Regions from separate parts of the Homo sapiens genome. Here region 1 is linked to region 2. A link is an interaction called in ENCODE POLR2A ChIA-PET data of the cell type or tissue named here. Cell type or tissue: HCT116. All regions are shown on one strand. Each heading gives the region's core, and the rest is flanking DNA. Links, peaks and the distances in the headings are about the cores only.

What was found. Peaks named below come from ENCODE experiments on the same cell type or tissue, not always from the same donor. Only the 100,000 strongest peaks of a DNase experiment are listed, where the experiment ranks them.
Region 1: POLR2A ChIA-PET joins it to region 2 with 5 read pairs; 5 of 35 experiments call an interaction of 5 or more read pairs at or near these places.

Annotation. Positions count from the first base shown.
Region 1 is chr17:74,474,900-74,480,268 of GRCh38, reverse strand. CD300A (CD300a molecule) reads right to left here. Exons shown (of 7, transcript NM_007261.4): 4 at 2,739-2,833. Among named protein-coding and RNA genes, the nearest start is that of CD300A, 11 kb to the right of the region's middle. RefSeq lists enhancers at 1,194-1,243, 1,254-1,333. In HCT116, for the core only: no CTCF peak of the experiment used is centred there; no DNase peak of the experiment used is centred there; H3K27me3 peaks cover 1,319 bases.
Region 2 is chr17:74,366,273-74,371,641 of GRCh38, reverse strand. It overlaps GPR142 (G protein-coupled receptor 142), which reads right to left and starts at 4,136. Exons shown (of 4, transcript NM_001331076.1): 1 at 3,848-4,136; 2 at 2,008-2,174; 3 at 963-1,121. The coding sequence starts at 2,101. RefSeq lists an enhancer at 2,534-3,522. In HCT116, for the core only: a CTCF peak has its summit at 3,211 (motif pointing left); a DNase peak (open chromatin) is centred at 3,191.

The sequences.
Region 1 (5,369 bases), core at 190-5,189, 110 kb before region 2:
AGAATTAAAGGGGAGGAGCCCACGGTTGGGAGACACAAGACCACGTATAGTGACGGGCTTGCTGAGCCACAGCTGACCTAATGGAGTGCGCAGCCGGGTACTCTGGGGTGCGAAGTGCCCTGCTTCCAAGTGCTGTGCGCAGGCACCACACTGCCCTCCCTGTCCCCACCTGGGACAAGTGTTCTGATGGGAAGGAGAAAAAGAGCTGGTGGGGAAGAGACAGGAGTTCAACGCCCGGGAAGGAGGGTGGTAGTGAGAAGGTTTGGGGGAGCCAGCGGTAGGGGAAGCTCACTGAAGGTAAGACCCAGTCTACCCCAGTCACAATGTTGTCCCCAGGGCCCAGCACAGGCCTGGCACACAGTAGGTGCTCAGGACAGCTTTGTTGTACGAATGAATGAACGACAAATGTGGGCTGGGGGAAAGAGTGGGGAGTAGGTGTGATGAGGCAGGTGTCAGGCTCCAGGCAGGGCAAGGGGAAGTCAGCCCCAGCCACACAGTCAGGGGATGGGGCACGGACTTGCAAAGCAGGGGACAGAGAGTCAAAAATGTTTGAATAGAAAGCCTTTATCTTGTTACTGAGGATGGGTTACAGGAAGCTTAAGACACCAGTAAACTCTGCGTCTGTGATTTTTAGAACATTTACTAGCTGGGAACATGGTACCATATGTTAAGTGCAAAAATGTAGGTTTAAAAGAGAATGAGTGGTATGAGGCCAATTTGTTAAGACATCGCAGATGCATGACTGGGTGTGGTGGCTCACATCTGTAATCCCAGCACTCTGGGCTTGAGCTCAGGAGTTCAAGACCAGGCTGGGCAACATAGTGAAACCCCATCTCTTAAAAAAAAAAATTTAACCATTAGCCAGACGTGGTGGTGAGCACCTGTAGTCCCAGCTATTTGGGAGGCTAAGGCAGGAGGATCACTGGAGCCCCGGGCAGTGGGGGGTCGAGGCTGGAGTGAGCCAAGATCATGCCACTGCACGCCAGCCTGGGTGACAGAGTGAGACTCTGTCTCAAAAAAGAGAAAAAAAAAGAAATCATAGATGCATTTACATAGGCATAGAAAAAAAGACTGGAAGGATATACCTCAGGGGCCAGTGGCTGGTTTTCTCTAGGTGGTGGGGTTTTTAGTTATCATCGATGATGGGGGATTTATTTCCTTCTTTGTGCTTTTGCTCATTTTTCAAACTTCCTACAATAATCACATACATCCTTTTCAAGGGGGGAGGAGGCTCTTTGAGGAGCCAGAGACTTTCTGGGTGAAAGGGCACAAAGGAAACCGAAAGGGGCTCAGAACTGAGACAACCCAGTGGCATCCACGTGGGTGCTGAAGTTTAGGATGGGATTACCAGAAAATGACACACACAAAGCAGATGGGAAAGAGGAAGTGGTTTTCTTCCCATACACCCTGCACAGATCTACTGAGGCTGATTTCTCCGCCAAAAGCCTGGGCGCCACAGGAGGCACTGGGGATATGTGTGAGCAGTGCCCCCCACCAAGCATGCAGCAGCTTATCCTGCAGCTATGGGACAGGATAACCCCATCTCTTCCCACCCCAGTCTCACTGCAGTCTTGGAAGGCTTTGGACAAAGATTCCCCTGAGAATCTTCTGCCTGTGGAATCTTCAACTCTCCGAACAGGGAGGAAGCTTCAGGCTTACACTTGACCTCGGCCAGGGATCTGCAATCTAGAGGACTGGTGGCCACACCTCCACTTGTTCCTCTGTTCCTGTGCTTATTCAATTTGCCTATCAGCTATTTATTGAGCATCTACTTACTGAGTGCCAAGAGTTCCTGTTCTCTCTTTTAATCTGAGCTCAGAGGAGGGCAGCTGGACTAGAGATTGCCTGGAGGCCCCTGGGGTGCCCGTTGCAGCTGGAGATACTGAATAACACATTAATTTGACAAATATTGGTTCTGTACCTCCTTGAAGCACATGCCTGTGGGAAGGCAGATGAGGACACCAGCAATGACAGTCTGGTTCCCAAAAGGCTGTGACAGCAGAGGTATAGCCAGGAGGGGCCCCAAGCCACTCTTTGGAGTCAAAGAAAAGGTCCCAGAGAAAAGAAAGTCTGAGGACCACTGTTGGAGTCCACTGGGAGTGAGCTGGGGAGAGGGGGCAGGGGAGGCCCTCCAGCCCAGAGCAAACCCAGAAGGAGAGGAGAGGCTGAGGTTGAGGCTGTCATTAAAGGAGATACAAGAAGTTGGTTTCCAGGGTGCGCGGATGGGGAGAGGGAGGTGGGTAGAGCCAGATCGTGGAGGGCAGTGACTCCTGTAGATACCTGGACTTTTTATGGTGGGGGAGACCATGCAAGGGTTTATTTTATCTTATAGACACGGGAGCCTTGTTGTGTTGCGCAGGCTGGTCTTGAATTCCTGGGATCAAGCAATCCTCCCATCTCAGCCTCCTGAGTAGCTGGAACTACAGATGCACACCACTGCACCCAGCACACCATGCCAGGGTTTTAAACAGAAGAGGGTCATTGCTTCATGGGGCAACCACCCTTGGCCTGGAAGTGGGAAAGCCTCCTGCTTGGGAGCCACCTCTCACAGCCTGTAACCACCACGCACAAGGATGCCTCCCATGGGACCTGCCCTGTAGGATCACCTAGGATGTGTGGTCTGGGTGTCACATGTCATAGCAATACTGTGGGACGTGGACATAGCTTTGAAGATGAGCGTCTGTGGTCAGGGTCTGACCACCCCAGGTGGGGCAGAGGGGTGTGGGGAGCCAACTCACCTTTGATCCATTTCTGAAACATCCTCCAGGCTAGCAGGGAGGCCCCCACCAACAGAAGCAGCAACAATGCCAGCAGGGAGAGGAGCAGCGGGAGCCTGGAGGAGGCACAGGATGGTAAGGGCGGGGCCAACTTGCCTTCTCCAACTTACTTTTTTATTTTTATTTTTTATTTTTATTTTTTGAGACAGGATCTGGCTCTGTTACCCAGGCTGGAGTGCAGTGGTGATCATGGCTCACTGCAGCCTTGAACCCCTGGGCTCAAGTGATCCTCCTGCCTCAGCCTCCAGCTACAGGCACAGGCCACCACGGCTAATTTTTAAATTTTTCGTAGAGACTCAATCTTGCTATATTGCCCAGGATGGTCTCAGACTCCTGAGCTCAAGCCACCCTCCTGCCTCAGCCTCCCAAAATGCTGGGATGACAGGCATGAGCCAATATACCTGGTCTCCTTCTCTAACTTTTTAAGTAGATAGATAAGGTCAATTAAAAAAAATAGACAGTATAAAGCCCCCTTTCTACACACCCCCCATTTACACATTCCCCAATTTCCCCACATACACACACGTGCTGTTCTTAAGAACCTTCCAGAGTTTCTTTATGTGTATACAAGCAAATACGAATGTACGGGATCTCCTTTCTCTTTCACACAAAGGAGGCCTCGTCTAACACTATTCTGGTTTTACTTAGCAATACATCTTAGAGGTCTTTCCACGTCAGTACATAAAGAAGTCCCTCACTCTTTCCTATAGCTGCAGGGTATTCCAACACATGGATAGACTGTGATTTATTTAAATGTTCCCACTGAATGGGCATTTCCCCAGTCCTTTGCAATGGTAAACGTTGCTTATAAATCGCCTTGCAGCTCCACCTTTTCACACCTGACCACGCAGCAGCAGATTGACCAGGAGGCTGATGCAGCCCAGCTTCAGGTCCCTCCATTGCTTGGGCCCTTTCCTTCATGCCTACGTTTGCATTCATAATTTTCTCATCTTTTTCTTAGATTACCCACCCACCAACCCACCCCGCAAACTGCACAACCTTCAGGCCCCACAGAACTCAGCGCTGCCACCTATGTGTATCTACAGGCTAAACTTCTGGAAGTGGCATGTTCAAGCCTGAATTTTGCCTTGTCTTATATGTTGGCAGAAGCCTGTGGAGGGGTTTATGGATGTTGTCCAGTAAAGAATCTGGCTGGCCTTTGTCCCTAGCTCTTAGGAGGGAGGCTCTAAATCCTTGGAATGTCCCAAAAATTAGGAGTGTCTTTGTTGTTCATGAATCACACCTGGACTTTGGTAAGAGATGAGACAATAGGATGGGGCTGGTCACCAGAAAGACCAACTACGTAATTAGAGATTTGGAGCCCTGAGCCAGCCCAACCTCCCAAAGAGGGACTGGAGGTGGAGACAGTTCAATCACATCATGCCTATGTAATGAAACCCCAATAAAAACTCTGGACACCAAAGCTTGGAGGAGCTTCCTGGTTGATAAATATATTGAGGTGCCGCAGGGAGGGTGCAGGTGATGCTCCCTGATTCCACCTGGAGAGGGCACAGAAACTGTTTGGGAATCCTCCCAAGCCTTGTCCTATGTGTCTCTGCATTGGCTGGTCCTAATCTTTATCCTTTATCCTTATGATAAAACTGTAATTGTAAGTATAATGCTTTCCAGAGTTCTGAGTCTAACAAATTATTGAACCTGGGGGGGTCCTGGGAACCCCCAAATTTGCATCCAGTTGGTCAGAAGTGTGGTGGCCTGGGGATCCCCAAAGTTCGACTGGCATCTAAATCAGGGCGGTCTTGTGGGATCTGATTTAGATGTGGAAGCTCTTCACCTGTGGGGTCTGCACTAACTCTGGGTGGATAGTGCCAGGATGGAATTGTGGGGTTTTGTGCTAGAATAGGGAGTCCGTGAATCCCAGAAAAGGTTTGTGACTGCATGTGTTTTTCTGGGGAGAGTGTCCATAGATGTCAGATTCTATGTGGGGTTGGTGAACCCGAAAAAGGTTAAGAACCACTATTTAGAGAGGAGAACTCAAGGCTCTGGAGTCACATAAACCAGAATTGGAAGCTTAGCCTTAGCCTCTTGTAGCTACTTGACTGGGCAAATTGCTTCACCTCGCTGAGTCTCAGTTTACTCATCTGTAAAATGGGGATTGATGTGGGTTGGCTGGGTCCCCACCCAAATCTCATCTTGAATTGTAGCTCCCATATAATTCCCACGTGTTGTGGGAGGGACCCAGTGGGAGATAACTGAATCATGGGGGTGGTTTGCTCCATACTGTTCTTGTGGTAGTGAATAAGTCTCACGAGGTCTGATGGCTTTATAAGAGGAAACCCCTTTTGCTTGGTTCTCATTCTCTGTCTTGCCTGCTGCCATGTAAGACATGCCTTTTGCCTTCTGCCTTGATTGTGAGGCCTCCTCAGCCATGTGGAACTGTGAGTACATTAAAACCTCTTTCTCATTATAATTTATCCAGTCTCGGGTATGTCTTTATCAACGGTGCGAAAACAGACTAATACACGGAATGACAACAGTACAGGGCTGCAGTGAAAGGCAAGTGAGAATACTCATGTGAAGCATCTAACACGGGCCTCGTAGGATGTTACCAGCTGTCAGTAACTATCACTTTCC
Region 2 (5,369 bases), core at 78-5,077:
TCTGCATGTGCAGAGGCTGCGCTGGCTTCTCTTTTTTCTCCTTCCAGATCCTTCTGAAACCCCACTTTGCCCAGAAGGCCACCCAGGCCAGCTCTGCCCTGTCCATCCACTGCAGGCCACTGGCTGTACCCCGGTTATGCACAGGTAAGTGCACATGGAAGGGTCCTCAGCAGCCACCTGTCCTGGCCAGGTGTGGTGGCTCACGCCTGTAATCCAGCACTTTGGGAGGCCAAGGCGAGCAGATCACCTGAGGTCAGGAGTTCAAGACCAGCCTGACCAACATGGAGAAACCCCGTCTCTGTTAAAAAAATATACAAATTAGCCAGGCACGGTGGTGCATGCCTGTAATCCCAGCTACTTGGGAGGCTGAGGCAGGAGAATTGCTTGAACCTGGGAAGTGGAGGCTGCAATGAGCCGAGATCATGCCACTGCACTCCAGCCTGGGTGACAGAGTGAGACTCCATCTCAAAAAAAAAAAAAAAGCTACCTGTCCTATGGCATTGTCCTCCAAGTCCTTTTTAGGTTTTCTGTGTCCTCCAGAATGGAGGCGTCCCTAGACACAGGCATGGGTTTAGCTATCAGACTTGGGGAAATCCCCAGGGCCGAGACCACCCGTCCTTCCCATATCCACACACCCACCTCTGCCCCAAGCTCTGCTCTCTGAAGGCATGGGCAGCACGGGGAGCTTTGTACTGAGCTGAGCCAGTTCCTATGTGAATTTTGTTATCCTAAGAGTGCGCTCACTGCTGGGGAAAACTTGGGTTTAGCTGTGAGCACCCCCAATCCTAGCCCCTTACTTGTATTCCCCTCCAGTGACCCAGAACACCCTGACAATGGCAAGGAAAGACCAGGGGTCTATGATCCAGGGCCTCAGGGGTCAAACACAGAGGACTGGCACCCATTGAAGGAGGATCCCCATTTCTGGCCAAGCCCAAGTCCCCAGACCCCAGCTCCCCACTCACCAGGCAGCCCCAAGCCCAGCAGGACACTGTAGTAGATGACAGGGATGACGCCAGCCACACACGGGGACCTCTCTGCGATCTCTGGCCAGTGGCTTTCAAACTCCTGGCTCAGCCCGCTGACGTGGGGCGTGGGCAGCAGGGTCACTCGTGGCTGGCCAGCTAGAAGGTGCGGATGGGCAGAGTCAGAGCCTCTGGTCTATTTCTAACCTGGCTGGGCGCAGCCCCGCCCTGACCTGGGGTCTTTCTAGTCACCCTGCTCTGTGCAGACCCTCTAGTCAGACCCAGCTGAGTGCACTGTCTGTTGCTGTGAGAATTCTTGCCAAGACCACCCTCACCCCCACCCCATGTCACCCCACTCCCTCAGTGGCCCGGCTCCCCCACTGATGGGAAGTCCCTGGCAGCACGGCCTGCTGCCATAGAGACCATTGCTCCCCATGGGTCCTCCCCATGGGCCCTCACCCGGCCTAGCAGGGGCTCTGAAACAGGGGGCACTTGTCGAGGTGCAGGCTCCTGGGCCGCCTCCGGGCCAGAGGGTCTGAAGCGGGGTTGCAGCAGCCGTGCTTGTAATCAGCAACCTGGGTGATTCCGACCCGGGTGATGCCAGCCACACACAGGGACCTCTCTAGGAGGTCCACAGTGGAGGCCCCAGGTCTGCACAGCTCCACTCAACAGCTGTCCCCCTCTAAGGAGAGGCTGTTGGTAGGGCCCCCTCTTTTCTAAACTAAAGATACCCTCTTCAAAGGTGAGCACCACTAAAGCTGGAATGGCCCAAGTCCACAGATGGGGAAACTCAGTCCACAGGGGTAAGGTGGCTGGTCTAGGATAAGCACCGTCCACTCTGGCCCCTGTTCCCCTGAAGCCACACTGCGCGTCTCTTTCAGGCTGAACTCCAGCTTTTCGTTTCCTGCTGAGGCCGGGGGGCTCACTGCTCACTCACTCTCAGCTTTGGCCCCTACTCCACCCTCTAGGTCCCTAACCTGCCTCCTGTTCCCTCCTGCCTTTCCACCTTATTGCCCCCAGCACACCCCACTTCAAGATGCCTTACCTGTCTCTCGTCCCTCAAGCCCCATGCTCTGGGGCCCTGAGTCCTGGGTCACCTGTGGCTTTTTCTGAGGGTCCCCGCAGCTCCCTGTCAGCATCGCCAGCTGTACCTCTCACCCCTTGGCTCTCCAAGTGGTTGTTTGCCCCAGGATCCTTACGCAGACACTGAGCCTGTTAGTGCAGGGGGCGGGGCGGGGGAAGGAGGAGGAAGGAACTGGTGGGCGGAGGCACCGGGGAAAGAGCTAGAGTAGATGCTGGTGGAGCAAACCAGGGTGCTCTAAGGCGCACAGGCAGGGGAAGGGGTCGGGCTGGGCAGGGGCTTCAGCTTCAGGAGAGACGAGCTGAGGGTGGCATGGGGTTCACAGGTATGTCTATGCCTGGGGGAGCAGGAAGTGAGGAGAAGAGGCAGGATGGCAGGATGGGGGTTCTGGGGGGCTGCCTCGTGCCCCGGGGCACTCTGTGAGCTGGCCTGTGTTCAGCTGGGGTCAAACCTGGGGCTGAGGACTTTGGGGACAGGCAGAAGGACTCAGGGTGCTGACTCTATGAGCATCCAGACTGAAAGGGAAGAGAGTAGGGCACCTCTGTGAGGAGTTGGGGAAGTCGTGCCAGGTAGGAGTGGTAAGGCTGCCACAGACAGGGCTATGATCCCAAGAGGCTCAGGGGACCAGGTGCACAGGGTCAGTCCTGCAGTGGCCATGGTGGGGGAGGTGGAGGCTACCCCCAGGGGCAGGATGGCAGGCAGCCGTGCACAGGGTGGGGCATCCTCTGGGAGCAGCCGGACGAGGCTGCCTGCAGCCGGTGCTGGGAAACCACAGTCCTGCAAGCTGTTGTTTCCCTGGCCCTGGTGAAATGGACCATCCCTCAAGAATATCAATCCCTGGCAAATAAACAACAGCCGTTGCTGGTGTGCACTCAGAAGAGGCCAGACTGGCTCTCCTGCCCTAGAGGAAGAGTGACCAGAGCAGCCCACAAGCAGGTACCCGGGACATGGATGCCCCGTGGACGGTCTCGGGAGGAGAGCTCAGGCCCCCCTGGAATCACCTCCCATGGCCTGTCCTCTGGGAATGCAGCAGAAAATATGGCAGGAAATATAGGGAGCTTCCCAGCTCTGGGAGTTAGATCTCACATCAGAGCCTGGAACTCCCCATCCCAACCCCCCCTCGGATACTCACAGCGCAGGCCCTGCTGCCCCCTGGTGGCCACATCCTGACCCTGCAAGCCTGAAAGTCCCATGGTTTGGCTAGGCACCCTGGGTGGCACAGTGGGACTGGAGACGGAGCTGCCCGCTCAGGGCAGGTCCTCTGGTGGAGTGCTGGGACCCCAGCCCCAGAAAGTGCAAGTAGCACAGATGACGCCCCAGGCCACCACCTCCTTGCAGCAGGAGGCTAGGGGTGAGAGGAGGCTGACCCTCTCTTCAAGGAGCTGCCATGGGTGAGGGGCAAGGAGGGTCCCTGCCAACATTTACCGAGTGCCCACCCTGTCCCTACACTTTGTTTTTTAAATTTTATGTATAGATATAGAGAGAGTTTGGGGCCTCGCTGTGTTGCCGAGGCTGGTCTGGAACTCCAGGCTTCAAGTGGTCCTTCTGCCTTGGCCTCTCAAAGAGCTGGGATTACAGGTGTGAGTCACCATGCCAAGCCCACTTTGTTTCTTTGAGGGATGTACACTTGACTGGAAACCTTAAATATTCTTCAGACGGAACACAAGGGTTTCAACCAAGGCTGTCACACAGGCTACACAGAAAACTAGAGCTCCCTGGATTCAGAGCGAGGAGAGGGAGAGATGGAGGAGGGGGACTGAGTTTGCTACAATGATGCCCCATGCACGTCCTTCCAGCAACTTACCATCCCACCCCATAGAAGGCCTGTTCTGGGAGGCAGCTGGATTCACCTGGCGGAAACTGCTGGAGTCCTTGGATGGCCTTATTCGGAGGTCCCAGCTTCCCCCTGTGACCTGTGGAGACCTCAGCCACCTGGAATGGCTGAGACAAGAATGCTGGCTTTTCTGTGCATGGGACACCATTGATTTGTCTTCCTCAGTATATGCTTCTGTACCCAGGACAGCAGTGATGTCCTGCAGGGAAGTGGGGACCCACTGGATCTTTTGCTCCATGGGCAACATCATAATACTCATTGCTAACAACGCTGGGATCCATGGTTCAAGAGATGGAGCCTGGAGATGTCCAGCTCAGTGGCAGCAGCAGACAGGACAGGGCAACCACGTCATCAGCCAGCACACAGCCTATACAGAGGTGAGAGGCCCCTTCTTGGTGGTGGCGATTCTTTCCTACATGGTGTGGTGTCAGTGACCAGGGTAGGCTGCTAGCCCACGGTGGAAGGGATCCTATCCACTAAGGCAGTCACCTCTGAGCCAGCCTGGGCAAGGTGAAAGATGTTATGAAGACCCAGCCGCACACCTTGACTTTTTTTTTCTTTTCTTTTTGAGACAGAGTCTCGCTCTGTCACCCAGGCTGGAGTGCAATGGTGCTATCTCGGCTCACTGCAACCTCTGCCTCCTGGGTTCCAGTGATTCTCCTGCCTCAGCCTCCCAAGTAGCTGGGATTACAGGTGCCTGCCACCATGCCTGGCTAATTTTTGTATTTTTAGTAGAGACGGGGTTTCACCGTGTTAGCCAGGCTGGTCCTGAGCTCCTGGCCTCAGGTGATATGCCCACCTGGGTCTCCCAAAAATGCTGGGATCACAGGTGTGAGCCACCGCACCCGGCCACACCTTGACCTTTTTGGTCTCTGAAGTCTTCAGCCCTGATCAGTCCAGCCAGAGCCACCAGGCCTGAGCACCAGGGTCTCTCTCTCTCTTTTTTTTCCTTCTGCCTCCCTACCCCTCAAGACAGGGTCTCACTCTGTCACCCAGGCTGTGGTACAGTGGTGTGATCATAGCTCACTGCAGCCTCGAACTCCCAGGCTCAAGTGATCCTCCCATCTCAGCCTCCCAAATAGCTGGCATTACAGGCAAGCACCAACACGCCCAGCTAATTTTCGTATTTTTTGTAGAGACGGTGTTTCGCCATGTTGCCTAGGCTGGTCTCGAGCTCCTGGGCTCATGCAATCCACCTGCCTCGGCCTCCCAGAGTGCTGGGATTACAGATGTGAGCCACCACACCTGGCCAAGGATTCCTTCTTATTTAAGTTTTTGTTTGTTTGAGACAGAGTCTCACCCTGTTGCCCAGGCTGGAGTGCAGGGGTGCAATCTCAGCTCACTGCAACCTCTGCTTCCCGGGTTCAAGCGATTTTCCTGCCTCAGCCTCCCAAGTAGCTGGGATTACAGTCACCAGCCACCAAGCTTGGCTAATATTTGTAGTTTTAGTAGAGACGGGGTTTTACCATGTTGCCCGGGCTGGGCTTGAACT